Regions from separate parts of the Homo sapiens genome. Here region 1 is linked to region 2. A link is an interaction called in ENCODE POLR2A ChIA-PET data of the cell type or tissue named here. Cell type or tissue: HepG2. All regions are shown on one strand. Each heading gives the region's core, and the rest is flanking DNA. Links, peaks and the distances in the headings are about the cores only. Region 1 has its middle 24 kb from the start of SALL4. Region 2 overlaps ATP9A (ATPase phospholipid transporting 9A (putative)).

Region 1 (8,670 bases), core at 2,788-5,287, 66 kb before region 2:
ATTATCCCCATTCTACAGATGGGTAAGTGAGGCCCAGAGGGAGCTGAACCAACATGACTGGTGCCAGAAAGATTGCAGAGGGGAGAGCTAGCAGTCAATTCCAGGCTGTGTAATTTCAGAGGGTACTCTTAACCTCTATGCCTCTGTAAATGAACAATATTCTTGAAGCCAGGCGCAGTGGCTCATGCCTGTAATCCCAGCACTTTGGGAGGCCAAGGCGGGCAGATCACCTAAGGTCAGGAGTTTGAGACCAGCCTGACCAACATGACAAAACTCCATCTCTACCAAAAATACAAAAATTATCTGGGTGTGGCAGTGCAGGCCTGTAGTCCCAGCTACTAGGGAGGTGAGGCAGGAGAATCGCTTGAACTCAGGAGGCAGAGGTTACAGTGAGATGAGATCATGCCTCTACACTCCAGCCTTGGCAGCGAAGAATATTCTTGAAAAGTATAGTTTAGGTCAATAGCATGTGTAGACAGATACGGGTTTGAGTATTTGATAAATGAGTATCGATGATCTCTCTCTCTCTCTCTTGCTCTCTCTCTCTTGCTCTCTTGCTCTCTCTCTCTTGCTCTCTCTCTTGCTCTCTCTCTCTCTCTCTTTTTCTTTCTCTCTTTCTTTCGTGACAGAGTCTCACTCTGTCACCCAGACTGGAGTGCAGTGGCACAATCTCGGCTCACTGCAACCTCCACCTCCCAGGTTCAAGCAATTATCCTGCCTCAGCCACTTGAGTAGCTGGGACTTTTCTGTATTTTCGGGAAAGACGGGGTTTCACAGTGTTGTCCAGGCTGGTCTGGAACTCCTGACCTCAAGTGATCTGCCTGCCTCGGCCTCCCAAAGTGCCGGGACTACAGGCGGGAGCCACTGCGCCTGGCTCTTTTTCTTTTTTTTACCCTCCGACCCTCGATATCTGATGATGGAATATCTTGAGCCTCAGTCTTCAGGTCTACAGCTCGGGCTGAAATGAAGTTCTGATCCATGAGTACACCCAACACCCTAAGTTCTGGGTACCCGCTGGGTGCCTGGCACTCCAGCAGGCACTGAAAATACACATTTGGGTAAGATGGATGTGGCCTCTGCTTGGATGGTACCTGTAGTCTGGAGCAAGAAAGAGGTCTTAGCCAATCTCACAGATAAAAAATAGTAACTTCAACAAATGCTATTGGAGAAGTGCCCAGCTCTCCAAGGGTCCTGTGTGAGGGAACCTGACCTAGTTGGGGAGAAAGAAGAGACAAGACTGAAGACAGATGCCTGAGCTAGGGGTGAAGATTGAGTCATTAACAAGATCAGGGAAGGGGCCAGTCTTGGTGACTCATTCCCGTAATCCCAGCATTTTGGGAGGCTGAGGCGGGAGGATAGCTTCAGCCCAGGAGTTCGAGACCAGCCTACGCAACAAAGCAAGACCCCATCTCTACAAAAAAAAAAAAAAAAAAAAAAAAAAAAAAATCAGGCCAGGCGCAGTGGCTTATGCCTGTAATCCCAGAACTTTCGGAGGCCAAGGCAGGCAGCTCACCTGTGGTCAGGAGTTCAAGACCAGCCATGTCCAACATGGTGAAACCCTGTCTCTACTAAAAATACAAAAATTAGCCAGGCATGGTGGCGGACACCTGTAATCTCAACTACTTAGGAGACTGAGGCAGGAGAATCACTTGAACCCGGGAGGCAGAGGTTGCAGTGAGCTAAGATCGCTCCACTGTACTCCAGCCTAGACAGCAGAAGGAGAGTCTGTCTCAAAAAAACAAACAAAAAATCAGGGGCCGGGGGTGTGGTGGCAGATGTCTGTAATCCCAGCACTTTGGGAGGCTGAAGCAGGTTGATTACTTGAGGTCAGGAGTTCGAGACCAGCCTGGCCAACATGGTGAAACCCCATCTCTACTAAAAATACAAAAATTAGCCATGCTTGCTCACTTGAACCCAGCAGGTGGAGGTTGCAGTGAGCTGAGATCGTGCTATTGCACTCCAGCCTGGGTGACAGAGTGAGACTCTGTCTCAAAATAATAATAATAATAATAATAATCAGGCAAGGCACAGTATTTCAGGCAGGGAGAATAGCAGGTGCAAAGGCCCTATGGTAAAGGAGAGGGTCTGAATGGAAGGTAATAGGAGGATACCGTTACCTATGTGGTAGTCAGGGAAGAGCTCTGAAAAATGGACAGGAGAGCAGAGACCCAGATAAAGCGAGGGACTGAGCCACGTGGATCTCTGCAGCAAAAATATCCTAGGGAGAGAGGAAAGTGAGGCAAAGGCAGGAGCCTGGTGGGAGGACTCAGGGAAAAGCCAGGGAGCCAGGGGGCCAGAGCAGAAGTGGGAACAGGGCTGAGAAAGGAAGTGAAACCAGAGAAGCAGCAGGGGACCGGCCCAGCACGGAGGGTTTCCAGGGCCTGGGAAGGCCTTGGGCTTTGCTCCTGGTCCCCAGCTTCTCTCCTCCTGTTAACGGATGTCCCTCCAAAAACCAATCCCGCCGCCTCCTAGCCCTGCCTGCCACCTCAGAACCTTCCTTACTCCTGATCCCCCATGAATATGCAAGCTTTCCTTTTGAATTACATCCTTCCCTTCAGCACTTATAATCTCTCCCATCTTTAAAACAAAAACAAAACCCTCCCTTGGCCACCATCCGTCTAGCAACTGCCCGGTCTCTCTCCTCCCTTAACAGCCTCCCTTAGCAAAAGGTGCAGGTCCACTTATTTCTCATTTCCCCTCCATTGATGTCTCCTGTCCCTGGAAGCGGCCCCCCAGTGTGCTTCATGACTCTCATCCCTTCTCTCAAATCCAACAGCCCTTTTCCCAGCCCTGACGTTGATCTCTCAGCAGCATCAAGATACTAAGGAGTGTGGATAAGTCCTGCTTTCCAGAGAGAGCCCTCAGGTAACCATCACTCACCCCTTTGGGCTACTCCCATTTCTTTTTTTTTTTGAGACGGAGTCTTGCTCTGTCCCCCAGGCTGGAGTGCAATGGCGCCATCTCAGCTCACTGCAACCTCTGCCTCCTGGGTTCAAGTGATTCTCCTGCCTCAGCCTCCTGAGTAGCTGGGATTATAGGCATGCGCCACCATGCCCAGCTAATTTTGTGTATGTTTAGTAGAGACAGAGTTTCACCATATTGGTCAGGCTGATCTCAAACTCCTGACCTCAGGTGATCCACCCACCTCAGCCTCCCAAAGTGCTGGGATTACAGGTATGAGCCACTGCGCCCAGCCTACTCCCATTTCTTAATGGCTCTTTCTCTGTCTTCGACCTATGACCACACTCCCCTGCGGCACCAAGGCAGACCCAAGGACATTGTCACTTCTTTTTTTTTTTTTTTTTTTTTTGTGATGGAGTTTCACTTTGTCGCCCAGGCTGGAGTGCAGTGGCATGATCTCGGCTCACTGCAACCTCCGCCTCCCAGGTTCAAGCAATTCTCCTGCCTCAGCCTCCCAAGTAGCTGGGATTACAGGCGCCCACCACCACGCCTGGCTAATTTTTGTACTTTTAGTAGAGACGGGGTTATACCATGTTGGCCAGGCTGGTCTCAAACTCCTAACCTCAGGTGATCCTCTCACCTTGGCCTCCCAGAGTGCTAGGATTGCAAGCATGAGCCATCGTGCCCAACCAACATTGTCACTTCTTACTAGATACTCTCTCCCCAGGCATCTCCTCCTGCAGCCCCCACACCATCCATGAACCAGCATCTTCCCAAGTCCTGTCTCCACCCCAGACATCTCTTGTGAAGTCCAATGACCTCAAGCAATCCCGCGGGATTTGCTTCTTCAGCAATAGTGGCTGCTGTGAGTGGAGCCCTGTTCTAAATGCTGGGATCCAGAAGTGAGAGAAACAGTTCAAATTCCCAGCTCCTGCAGTTCTAGAGGAAAAGAGAGACAAACAAATAAGTAGAGAATGTGATGTTGGGTATGGAACTTTCTTCTATGACAACAATAGAGCAGGAAAAGTGAGCTCCAGCGACGGAAGCGCCCGTCCACTGCGGGGCCACAGTGTCCGTGATCGGGGGTGCTCCCTGGCTGCCGGATTGCACTGTGGATCTCAGTACTTACAGAGCAGGAAAAGTGAGCTCCAGCAATGGAAGCGCCCATCCATTGCGGGGCCACAGTGTCTGTGATCGGGGGTGCTCCCTGGCTGCCGGATTGCACTGTGGATCTCAGTACTTGCAGCACATAGTAGGTGTTCAGGAAATATCTGTTGGACAAGGATCAATCTTGTAGTATTATCAGGAGAAATATAAGAGATACAGTGTCTATGCAATGTCTTCCACTAAGAAGAAGGATGATACAAGATGGTTCAATCAAATGTATTGTTTATTTTTTGATGATAAATATTTTGTATTAACATAATAAATACTTACACAAGCATTTTTTTTTTTTTTTTGAGACAGAGTTTTGCTCTTGTTGCCCAGGCTGGAGTGCAAAATGGCGTGATCTCAGCTCACCACAACCTCCACCTCCTGGGTTTAAGCGATTCTCCTGCCTCAGCCTCCCAAGTAGCTAGGATTACAGGTGCCTGCCACCATGCCTGGCTAATTTTGTATTTTTAATAGACAAGGGGTTTCTCCATGTTGGTCAGGCTGGTCTCGAACTCCCGACCTCAGGTGATTCGCCGCCTCAGCCTCCCAAAGTGCTGGGATTACAGGTGTGATATGCAAGCATTTTGTAAATATGATGATGATGATGATATTCATCATTGTTCCTATAGTGCTCTTAGTTTCGTTTTCCCAAGTGGTAGCACGCACATGACCTCATCAGATGCTTTGAATAGGTGTCTATGTTAGGTGAAGATAGCCACCGAGGGAGGTTTTACGGACTGGGTGGAGCAGTGTTGTTGGGCAATGTGGTCCAGGTGTGTAAGACAGGCTGCCACCCCCTCTCCCCACTTGGTGATTACAAAGCAACATCTGCTGGTACCAAGACAGTCATAATCTCTCTCTCTCTCTCTCTCTCTGTGTTTTTGTTTGTTTGAGATGGAGTCTCACTCTGTCTCCCAGGCTGGAGTGCAGTGGTGCGATCTCGGATCACTGCAACCTCCGCCTCCCAGGTTCCAGAGTTTCTCCTGCCTCAGCCTCCCAAGTAGCTAGGATTATAGGCACCCACCACCACGCTCAGATAATTTTTTGTATTGTTAGTAGAGATGGGGTTTCACTATGTTGGCCACGCTGATCTCGAACTCCTGACCTCAGTTGATCCACCCACCTTGGCCTCCCAAAGTGCTGGGATTACAGGCGTGAGCCACCGCAACCAGCCTGTTTTTTTTTTTTTTTTAAAGACAAGGGGCTGGCTCTGTCACCCAGGCTGGAGCGCAGCAGTGAGATCACAGCCTTGAACTCCTGAAGTCAATGGATCCTCCCACCGCAGATTCCCGAGAAGCTGGGACTACAAGCATGCGCCACCATACCCAGTTAATATTTTTAAAAATTTTTTTGTAGGCTGGGCACGGTGATAGAGACAAGGGTTTCACTATATTGCCCAGACTTGTCTTGAACTCCTGGCCTCCGGTGATCCTCCTGCCTGGGCCTCCCAAAGTGCTTACAGGTGTAAGCCACCGCACCAGGCCCAAGAAGGCCATGATCTCTGAAGGAGGTCAGGTGTCACCTTCTCAGAGCAGCCTCCCTAACCATTGGGTCCAAAGTCTTCTCCCCACTGTCAACTTCATGGGGTCTGTGCTCAGAAGGGCATCATGCTTGGCTGAACACTCTGCTGTTAGCATCTTGCATTTCTTTTTTTTTTTTTTTTTTTTTTTTGAGACTGAGTCTTGCTCTTTCGCCTAGGCTGGAGTGCAGTGGCGCGATCTTGGCTCACTGCAAGCTCCGCCTCCCAGGTTCCCGCCATCCTCCTGCCTCAGCCTCCCAAGTAGCTGGGACTACAGGCGCCCGCCACCACGCCTGGCTAATATTTTGTATTTTTAGTAGAGACGGGGTTTCACCGTGTTAGCCAGGATGGTCTCGATCTCCTGACCTTGTGATCCACCCTCCTCGGCCTCCCGAAGTGCTGGGATTACAGGTGCGAGCCACCACGCCCGGCTTGGAGTCCTTATTTTCATTTTGCACTGGGCCTAACTAATTATATAGCAGGCCCTACCCCAACTTGCTAGGCTCCCTCTCAATTAGAGAGGTAGGAACTGGAAGGACCAGATGGAAGGTGGTTTCACCCAAGCTTCTGGGGAGCGATGGGGGTGAGGCAGGGAATGGCATCCTTGAGGTCTGTCTCGAGGTTGCCTTCCATCTTGCCCTCTTCATTTTCTTCTCCACAAGCATCTAGGGCACTCTTTTCCAGGGTGAATCAGGTCACCTCCCTCCCCAGCTTAAAGCCCCCATCACTTAGAATGAAATTCAAATCACAGGCAGGGCCTACAAGGCCCCTGTGATCTGGTCCCACCCACCCCTAACCTCAACTTCTCCCACCTTTTTTTTCTTGGCTGTACACCAAGGACAGTAGCTTCATTTTTGATGCCTCAAAGCTCCTTCCTACCTCAGGGCCCTTGGTGTTTTCTAGAACATCCTTCCTGTAGCTCTACAGGTCTCTGCTCCAAGGGGGCACCCATGAACATCTCATCTGGCCTCCACCTGCAGTCTCTCCCTAATTCTATTATCTTGTTATTCCCTTACAACTCCTGTAACAATTTTGCATTTCTTATTTTATTTTATTTTTTTTCTGAGATGGAGTCTAGCCCTGTTGCTCAGTGCTAGACAGTTGATCATGCAATGGTGTGATTGCGGCTCACTGCAACTTCTGCCTCCCAGGTTCAAGCGATTCTCATGCCTCAGCCTCCCCAGTAGCTGAGATTACAGGTGCGTGTCACCATGCCCGGCTAATTTTTGTATTTTTAGCAGAGTTGGGGTTTTACCAAGCTGGCCAGGCTGGTCTCAAACTCCTGACATCAGGTGATCTGCCTGCTTCGGCCACCCAAAGTGCTACAGGTGTGAGCCACTGTGCCCAGCCAATTTTTTTATTATTTTATTTTATTTTTAGAGACATAGTCTTGCTCTGTCATCCATGCTGGACTGCAATGGCACAATTTTGGCTCACTGCAACTTCTGCCTCCTGGATTCAAGCTATTCTCCTGCCTCCCAGTAGCTGGGATTACAGACACTCACTACCAGTCCCATCTAATTTTTTGTATTATTAGTAGAGATAGGGTTTTGCCACGTTGGCCATGGTTGGTCTCGAACTCCTGACCTCAAGTGATCCACCCGTCTCAGCCTTCCAAAGTGCTGGGATTACAGGTGTGGGCCACCATGCCTGGCCTATTTTATTTGTGTATTGTTTGCTTGTTTATTGTCTGTCTTTCTCCCTGGACTGTGAGCTCCATGAGGCAGGACCTCCTTTGCTGAATCTCAGAGGTAGAGCCTCGAGGGCCCTGTGGGTAGCATGAAGACACAAATGGCCAACCGGCAGTAGACAGGTTGATGCAAAGCCTAGACCCAGTGCTGGAGGAGGCAATGCCCTGGGATGGAGCACAGCTTCTTTCAATCCCAATTTCTGCATATGTGAAAAGGGAATGATAAAATTACTTCTCAGAGTTGGAAGGACAATTACATAAGGGACCCAGCACAGTGTTTCAAATGTAGTTGGAACCAGATAATTACTGGACTTGCCTGATTAACTCTTCTCAGAGGACCAGCTCCTCAGAATCTTCTCCCCAGTCCCCCAAATCCCACATTCATTTCTTTTATGTTCCCTATAAAAATATTCCAGAGGTATACAGGTCTTTTAGTGAAGCTGTGGAATTTTCCATCGGGGGTCAGATACTGAGGACAATGGTGAAATTACCCAGCTTCAGTGATCATTCCCAGGGTTTATGTGGAGCTAGTCAACTCACCTCCAGCAACATTTCTGGAAATGAACTCACTGCTTCTGCTCCTCCTCCCCCGATAAGCTCTCTGCCTTGGTGAAAGATGTGGAGATTTCTAGCACCCTCACTCCCACCAACTTCACATCCTCCTCCACTTCACCTACCCACTCATTCATTCACTCACTCACTCATTCATTCAATAGCTAACCTTTGTTTTTTGTTATTTATTTATTTATTTTGAGATGGAGTTTCACTCTTTCGCCGAGGGTGGAGTGCAGTGGCACGATCTCAGCTCACTGCAACCTCTGCCTCCTGGGTTCAAGCGATTCTCCTGCCTCAGCCTCCCGAGTAGCTGGGATTACAGGCATGCGCCACCACGCCTGGCTAATTTGTGTATTTTTAGTAGAGACGTGGTTTCGTCATGTTGGCCAGGCTGGTCTCGAACTCCTGACCTCAGGTGATCCACCCTCTTCAGCCTCCCAGACTGCTAGGATTATAGGTGTGAGCCACTGTGCCTAGCCAACATTTGTTTAATATCTTTTGCGTGACAGCGCAGGGCTGGAATCATAGCTAGCTTGTTTTGAAGTCCTGTGAATTAGGTGTCAATGATGATAATAATATCAACAATAATATCGGACATTTATTGAGCATTTCCTCCACCGAGAGATATGTGAATATAATACGGAGGTTGGCACACTCTTTCTGTAAAGGAACAGACAGAAATATTTTAGGGGCCGGGCATGGTGGCTCATGCCTGTAATACCAACACTTTGGCAGGCCAGGGCGGGAGGATGGCTTGAGCCCAGGAGTTCAGCTTTGGCAACATGATAAGACATTGTCTCTACAGAAAAATTAGGCCAGGCTGGGCGCGGTGGCTCACTCCTGTAATCCC
Region 2 (8,670 bases), core at 2,289-4,788:
ACAAAGATTCACTGATATTAATGTGTTCGTGGTCTTGGAGGTTGTGAGAGGAGGCAGTTTTGAACCGGATCCACCCATTTCACCTAATGGTTCTAGGCAATAAAGCTGTGGAATGGTTGGAAGATTTGTGGTTAAAAAAACCAAAAACGATGCCACATGTCATAGGGGACAGAATGCAGTTATTTCTGGGGTCACTCAGCGAATGTTGCGAAGACGTGCAGCTTATTTTTGGAGGAATCTCCTGGCTTCAAAGTTCTTTTCTCTCTTGAGAAAGTTACCACATCCTGATGTTGAGAAAACTTTTGAAATGGTGTAGTTAGGAAACAAGGCATTTCACCTCCATTGCTGGAAACCATTTTATGACATCATGCCCTTTGCTTATGGCTGAATGGAGCTCCTCTTGTGGTGAAATGGCAGGGATTATTTGTTAGGAGCCAGGACGCAGGAGTCCATTGAGGAGCTGGGTTCACACCCAGGCTCTGCTGCTTACTAGCTGTGTGATCTTGGGAAAATAACTTTACCTCTCTGAGTCTCAGTTGTTTCATCTGTAAAATGGGAATATCAATAATTATGTATCTCATAGTTTTTTAGTCCATGTAAAGTTTAGGAGAATAAGTGCTCAGTATGCCTTAGGTGTTTACTAGGGCTAATGGTAATCCTTAGGTGTTTGCATGAGGTTTACCGTTGGGGTCTACAGTGTGCTTCTTTGAGAGGAGGGGCCTTTTATGAGAAATTTAGAAATATGAATTTCACTGCTTTTTCCTGATCAAATTTAGGAAAATGAATAACTATGTAGAGCATTCTGTCCAGGTATGTCGAGGCCCTGGTGTGATGTTGTGGCAAGGATGGGAGCTTAGGTACCAGGTGGCCCAAGACTTTGCCTCATTGTAACAATCTACGTTTTGTGGGTGGCCACACTGGATGAGGATGCTTTGATGCTTGATATATTTGGATTTGGGGGACTAGGAAGTTTTGAATATGAATCAGATTGAGAAAGAAGAACTGAATAGATATGTTGTCTACCACAATGTTTTAAACAGCTTTATTGAAGTATAATTTATATAGCATACATCTATTGAAAGTATGTAAACTGGCCAGGTGCGGTGGCTCATTCCTGTAATCCCAGCACTTTGGGAGGCCAAGGTGGGCGGATCAGGAGGTCAGGAGATCCAGACCATCCTGGCTAACACAAGTGAAACCCCATCTCTACTAAAAATACAAAAAATTAGCTGGGTGTGGTGGCGGGCACTTGTAGTCCCAGCTACTCAGGAGGCTGAGGCAGGAGAATGGCGTGAACCCAGGAGGCAGAGCTGGCAGTGAGCCGAGATCGCGCCACTGCACTGTAGCCTGGGCGACACAGCGAGACTCCATCTCAAAAAAAAAAAAAAAAGTATGTAAACCATTGATTAAAAAAAAACCAGGTGTATGGAGTTATGCAACCATCACTCCGGCATGGGTTTTGAATGTTTCCATCACCTCCGAAAGTCTCCTCCAGCCCATCTGCAATTCATCCCTGCCCTTGCCCCAGTCCCAGGCAACCAGTGATCCGCTTTCTGATTCCATAGGTTTGCCCTTTCTGGAAATTGTCTATCAATGGAATCACACCACGTGTTGCCTTTTGTGTCTGGCTGCTTTAATTTAGCATGAAGTTTTTGAAGTTTCTTTTTATTGTGTAATAGAATTTCAGTTGGGCTTGGTGGCTCACACCTGTAATCCCAGCACTTTGGGAGGCCCAGGCAGGAGGATTGCTTGAGCCCTGGAGTTCAAGAGCAGCCTGGGCAACATAGTGAAACCCTGTCTCTACAAAAAATAAATAATAATAATAAAAAAAGCCAGGCATGGTGGCTTGAGCCTGTGGTCCTTGCTACTTGGGAGGCTGAGGTAGGAGGAGTGCTTGAGCCCAGGAAGCGTAGGTGGCGGTAAACCCTGATCATACCGCTGCACTCCAGCCTCGGCAACAGAGTGAGACCCTGTCTCAAAAAAAAAAAAAAAAAAAAAAGCCATTTGTGGATATATCACCTTAAATCTTTTTGTTTGTTTGTTTTTAGACAGGGTCTCGCTCTTGTCACCCAGGCTGGAGTGCAGTGGCATGATCTCTACTCACTGCAACCTCCACCTCCCGGGTTCAAGCGATTCTCATGCATCGGCCTCCTGCGTAGCTGGGATTACAGGCTCCCGCCGCCACGCCCAGCTAATTTTTTTTTTTTTTTTGAGACAGAGTCTTGCTCTGTCACTAGGCTGGAGTGCAGTGGTGTGATCTTGGCTCACTGCAACCTCTGCCTCCCGGTTCAAGCAGTTCTCCTGCCCCAGCCTCCGGAGTAGCTGGGACTACAGGCGCATGCCACCACGCCCAGCTAATTGTATTTTTAGTAGAGATGGGGTTTCACCGTGTTGACCGAGATGGTCTCGATCTCTTGACCTCATGATCCGCTCACCTTGGCCTCCCTAAGTGCTGGGATTACAGGCGTGAGCCACCATGCCTGGCCTAATTTTTGTATTTTTGGTAGAGACGGGGCTTCACCGTATTGGCCAAGCTGGCCTTGAACTCCTGACCTCAAGTTATCTGCCCACCTTGGCCTCCCAAAATGCTGAGATTACAGGTGTGAGCCACTGACCCTGGCCCGGCCCAGTGTTATCACAGGGTCCTTAAAAGCGAAAGACAGGCAGGAGAGTGAGTGTCAGCATAAGAGAAAGATTGGGAGAGGCTGCACTGCTGGCTTGAAGAGGGAAGAAGGGGCCATGAGCCAAGGAATGCGGGGGACTCTAGAAGTTGGAAGAGTTAAGGAAACGGACTCGGTTGGAGCCTCCAGAAGGAACACGGCTCTGCTGACACCTTCCTTGATTTTAGTCCCATGAGGCCCATTTTGGACTTCGGACCTAACTGTAGGGTAATAAACTTGCATTGTTTTAAGCCACTCAAGTTGTGCTAATTTTTTTTTTTTTTTGAGGCGGAGTCTCGCTCTGTCGCCCAGGCTGGAGTGCAGTGGCGCAACCTTGGCTCACTGCAAGCTCCGCCTTCCGGGTTCGCGCCATTCTCCTGTCTCAGCCTCCCGAGTAGCTGGGACTACAGGCGCCTGTCACCACGCTCGGCTAATTTTTTGTATTTTATTAGAGACGGGGTTTCACCGTGTTAGCCAGGATGGTCTGGATCTCCTGACCTCGTGATCTGCCCGCCTTGGCCTCCCAAAGTGCTGGGATTACAGCCGTGAGCCACGGCGCCCGGCCAAAGTTGTGCTAATTTGTTACAACAATGAGGAGAAGCTGTCACACACCGATGTGTGCTGCAGACCCTGGGAACGGATTGTCGTGCTCCTCTTTCCATCCCACAAAGGGGACTGGAATCTAGACAGGAAGCCCGCCACCTGGGTGGAGGCATCAGAGGCATTTCAGAGGTCCTACATTTTGCCTGAGAGCATAGAGCTTATGTCAGCATGTTTATGTGACTCATTATCTGACGGTGGAGGAAAAAGATGAATATTTATTTAGGACCTGCAGTGTTTTGGCTCTGAACTCATGTTTCCTCTTTCATGCTGCACAATGGCCCTTTGATGTTGGTAATTTTTTTTATTCTTGCTTTACTGATAAGGAAACAAAAATGCCCTTTCTCTTTGATGTGATGGAGGTGGTGTTAGGTAGGACTCTCATTACTCTCAGGACTTACATTCTTGTTTTTTATTTTGAGACGGAGTCTCACTCTCACTCAGGCTGGAGTGCAGTGGCGCAGTCTCGGCTCACTGCAACCTCTGCCTCCTGGGTTTAAGCAATTCTCTGCTTCAGCCTCCCAAGTAGCTGGGACTACTACAGGCCTGCGCCACCACCACGCCCAGCTAATTTTTGTATTTTTAGTAGAGACAGGGTTTCACCATGTTGACCAGGATGGTCTTGATCTCTTGACTTTGTGATCCGCCTGCCTCGGCCTCCCAAAGTGTTGCGATTACAGGCGTGAGCCACTGCACCTGGCATTTTTTTTTTTTTTTTTGAGACGGAGTCTTGCTCTGTCGCCCAGGCTGGAGTGCAGTGGCGTGATCTTGGCTCACTGCAACCTCCACCTCCCAGTTCAAGTGATTCTCCTGCCTCAGCCTCCCAAGTAGCTGGGATTACACATGCCTACCAGTATGCCCGGCTAATTTTTGTAGTTTTAGTAGAGACGGGGTTTCGCCATGTTGGCCAGGCTAGTCTCGAACTCCTGACCTCAGGTGATCCGCCTGCCTTGGCCTCCCAAAGTGCTGGGATTACAGATGTGAGCCACCGTGCCCTGCCCAGTACTTACATTCTTTATTTCAGTCGTTGTGAGCACTGAATTTTCGAATATGGAACCATTGCTCTTAGGGGAAATATGGGGTTAGGTTCCTGAGAGGCTCTGGTCACATTATTTTTGTTGACTGATCAATGAAGAACCTCGTTTTAGGTGTGTTTCTGTTTTTTAAAAACCGCATATTTAATGTACGTTATGGATTCATTAACATCGAACTCACAGGCAACAACTCTGTAACTCACGCCTGGAGGCAGCTTATCTGACACGTGTATTTTTTCCACGTGGCACATCCCAGCCTTCCTGTGCTTAGAGATACTAGTTCTTCTGCACTGTGCTGAGGGGCCATTTTAAACTGCAAAACCATCAGGGAAAAGCACAAAAATGCACAAATCGTGGCAGTAAGAGACCACAAAAATGACTCCTATTTGTAGTGTGAGAGCTGCAATGAGAAGCCTTGTGTCACCTCAGCTGGGAATGTGTGTGTCTGGGGGCGGGGCAGGGAGGAGCAACTCACCATTTTGGCTACACTGCACGCATCCATTAGTGACTGTGAAGGGGCTGCAGCTGTTGATTTGGGATTACAAGTTTGAGGGATTTGGTGAATTTGCAAATACAGAAATTATAAATTATGAGGATCAATTGTATATAGTGGGGTGGGTGTGTGTTTCAATGTCCTTCCTTTGACAAAGTGGAGATAGTATTAGATATGTGGCATGTAGGGGTGTGTGTACATCTTATTTTATTTTTTAATTTTATTTATTATTATTATTATTTTTGTGACAGAATCTTGCTCTTGTCGCCCAGGATGGAGTGTAGTGGTGCGATCTCGGCTCACTGCAACCTCTGCCTCTGAGGTTCAAGCGATTCTCTTGCCTCAGCCTCCTGAGTACATGGGATTACAGGCACCCGCCACCACGCCTAGCTAATTTTTGTGGTTTTAGTAGAGACAGAGTTTTGCCCTGTTGGCCATGCTGGTTTCGAACTCCTGACCTCAGGTGATCCACCCACCTCGGCCTCCCAAAGTGCTGGGATCACAGGCATGAGCCACCGCACCCGGCCGTGTGTGTACATTTTAACATCCTTTCTTTGATGTGGTGGAGGGAGTATTAGATACCAAGCATATAGGGGTATGTTTTGAGGGAGGGGATTGTGCTGGTGGGTGAAACCCAGAGACACCCCCCTCCTCAGCCACCGACCTTCCCCTCTCTGGGCTGGAGGAGAGAGTTGCACCAACAGCTCTTTGCCCCCCTGGGATGAGAACAGTGGAGCTTGGCAGCGGCCCATGGGGCTGTGCTCTCTGTCCTCTGCCAGCGCCCAGCTGCACTTGCGCCATCCCCTTCAGTTACAGAGGTCCTCCCTTGCTCTGCCTTGTGCTGACCAAAACCAGACTAGCTGCTCTCTGCCCACGTGGAGACCAGAAGATGTGTTGTTGCAAACCCACAGAGGGACTCTGAAGGATGGAGTGTGGACATGGGTGCCGTGCCTGCCGGGCTTCCTTGCAGACGGGCTCTTTCTTTTCTTTTTTGAGACAGAGTCTCCTTCTGTTGCCCAGGCTGGAGTGCAGTGGTATGATCTCGGCTCACTGGAACCTCCGCCTCCCGAGTTCAAGCGATTCTCCTTCCTCAGCCTCCTGAGTAGCTGGGATTACAGGTGCAGGCCACCATGGCTGGCTAATTTTTGTATTTTTAGTAGAGACGGGGTTTCACCATGTTCTGCAGGCTGGTCTCGAACTCTTGACCTCATGATCCGCCCGCCTTGGCCTTCCAAAGTGCTGGGATTACAAGCATAAGCCACTGCGCCCAGCCCAAAAGGGCTCTTTCTACCTACTGTACAGCTGGCTGGCGAGAGGAGGTCCCTGTAGTCCAGTCCGCAAGGAGATGGGGGCACCCTTTGACCTTGACCTCTGTCTTGCATGCAATAAGTTGGAAAAAGGAGGCAAGGCATGGAACCGGCCATCTTTGGACTTTTGTCCCTTACTTCTCAGAACAGAATGTTCTTTTAGTGTCTTTACCCAGATGGAAATGTTGAAAGTCAGTGATAAGGGCTGGCTGTATTTTATGACTGCCTTTGAAGGGGTGGAGGGGTTGGGACGTGTCTTCAGGGTCACTCATGAAGGTGGTGATTTTGGTTTAATTTGGAAAGAAAAAGACTAATTATAACATTTTTATTGATGACATTTAGAATGATTCTGATTTTAACAACTAGTATCTGTTTTCTCTAATTTGTGAGTTTGAAAGATTAATATATGTATGAAAGGTTAGCAATTATTTTTATGAGCCCTTCTGTTTGTACCAAATGATACTTGCTTTCTTGTGTCATGGCAGGAAGTTTCCTTTTAGAATTTAAATAAAAGGCAGTCAATTTAAAGAAAACCATGAAGTCTATAAAAGTTCCTGAGATTTGTAAATACCCCAAGTCATGCCTGACATTTAGGAATTAGTGGCCCATGCTGAAATGGCGCAGTCTAAACACATAATGTTACTGCTACAAGGGGAAAGAAATAGGATAGTTGGTTGTGCTTATACATTTAAAACCTTTTTTTTTTTTTGAGACGTACTCTCATTCTATTGCTCAGGCTGGAGTACAGTGGGTGCGATCTCACTGCAACCTCAGCCTCCTGGGTTCAAACAATCCTACCGCTGCAGCCTCCCCAGTAGCTGGGATTACAAACATGCACCACCATACCTGGCTAATTTTTGTATTTTTTTATAGAGATGGGGTTTCTCCATGTTGCTCAGGCTGGTTTCAAACTCTTGAGCTAAAGCAGTCCGCCAACCTCTGCCTGTCAAAGTGCTGGGACTACAGGCAGCAGCCACTGTGCCTGGCCCTGCTTTTATTTTTGTCTAAACAGAATTTGCAGAAACTCTGGGGGAAGACAGTTGGAAGAGGCCCTGTGCGAGCAGGGAAAGGCTTCTGGTGAGAATTGGAAAGGTGGACTGGGCCGGATGCTCTTCCTTCGCCCCAATTAAATCTCTGTGGCATTTAGCAAATGCCAAGGAAAAGCCTGTTGGCGGCGGTCCCCAAGGAAGAATCAGTTTGTAGTGTCAACAGTGCCCTGCTCCTACCGTGGGCCTGGCAGGATCTCCCACGTGCCACGGGCAGTTTGCAGTGATGAGATAAAGTCAGGCTTGGGGCCGGGCTTGGTGGCTCACACTTGTAATCCCAGCACTTTGGGAGGCCGAGGTGGGTGGCTCACTTAAGGTCAGGAGTTCAAGACCAACCTGGCCAACATGGTGAAACCCTGTCTCTACTAAAAATATGCTGCGCCTGGCCGATATTTTGGGTTTGATGATTCCCTGTTATGGAGGCTGTCCTGGGCATTGTAGGATGTTTAGCAACATCCCTGGCCTCTGCCCACTAGATGCCAGTGCCATCCCCTCCCCACCTTGTGACAATCAAGAATGTCTCCAGACATTGCCAAGTGTCCTCTGGGGGGTGAATGGCCCTCAGAGCCACTGGACTAAGGAAGCTGATACTCACTGAGTGGCCATAGTCCTTTTAAGGTGTCTCATCCTGTCTTTTTAAAAAAAAAACAAAACCGAAAACAAAACTCAAGACACCTGTTGGATGAGAAATTCATATAGTCTGGACTATTGTTCTTGCTATGAGGTCAGCTTTCTGATTTAGTAATTAAGGAAGCCTTGTGCTGTTAGAACATTTGGGAAATGTTGCAGACGTGGATCCCCCACACCTCCCCAAATTCACGTTTGAAGCTGGAATCCCCAGCACCTCAGAATGTGACTGCATTTGGAGACAGGGGGCCTTTAAAGAGGTGATCAATTTAAAATGAAGCTGTTAGGATGGGCCCTTTTCCATCCAGCCCGGTGACCTTATAGGAGGAGATTAAGACAGAAAGAGAGGCTGGGCATGGTGGCTCACACCTGTAATCCCAGAACTTTAGGAGGCTGAGGCAGGTGGATCACCTGAGGTCAGGAGTTCAAAACCAGCCTGGCCAACATGGTGATATCCCATCTCTACTAAAATTACAAAAATTAGCCAGGTGTGGTGGCGTGCACCTGTAATCTCAGCTACTAGGAAGGCCGAGGCAGGAGAATTGCTTTAACCCAGGAAGCGGAGGTTGCAGTGAGCCAAGATCATGCCCCTGCACTCCAGCCTGGGCGACAGAGCGAGACTCCATCTCAAAAAGAAAGAAAGAAAGAAAAAAAAAAAAAGACAGAGACACCAGAGAAAAGACCGTGTGAGGACACAGGGGGAAGGTGGCTGTCTGCAAGCCAAGGAGAGAGGCCTCAGGAGAAACCAACCCTGCTGACACCTTGTTCTTGGATTTCTGGCCTCCAGGACTGTGAGAAAATAAGTTTCTGTTGTTTAAGCCATCCAGTCTATGATATTTTATTATGGCAGCCCAAGGAAACTAACGTAGAAAGCGTCTCATTTATTGCCATCTTGGCATGTGC

What was found. Peaks named below come from ENCODE experiments on the same cell type or tissue, not always from the same donor. Only the 100,000 strongest peaks of a DNase experiment are listed, where the experiment ranks them.
Region 1: POLR2A ChIA-PET joins it to region 2 with 5 read pairs; 2 of 35 experiments call an interaction of 5 or more read pairs at or near these places.

Annotation. Positions count from the first base shown.
Region 1 is chr20:51,822,638-51,831,307 of GRCh38, reverse strand. No RefSeq gene overlaps it. Among named protein-coding and RNA genes, the nearest start is that of SALL4, 24 kb to the right of the region's middle. In HepG2, for the core only: no CTCF peak of the experiment used is centred there; no DNase peak of the experiment used is centred there; H3K27me3 peaks cover 59 bases.
Region 2 is chr20:51,756,035-51,764,704 of GRCh38, reverse strand. All of the region lies in intron 1 of ATP9A (ATPase phospholipid transporting 9A (putative)), which reads left to right. Among named protein-coding and RNA genes, the nearest start is that of ATP9A, 8.0 kb to the left of the region's middle. RefSeq lists an enhancer at 1,779-2,463. In HepG2, for the core only: no CTCF peak of the experiment used is centred there; DNase peaks (open chromatin) are centred at 2,864, 3,514 and 4,714.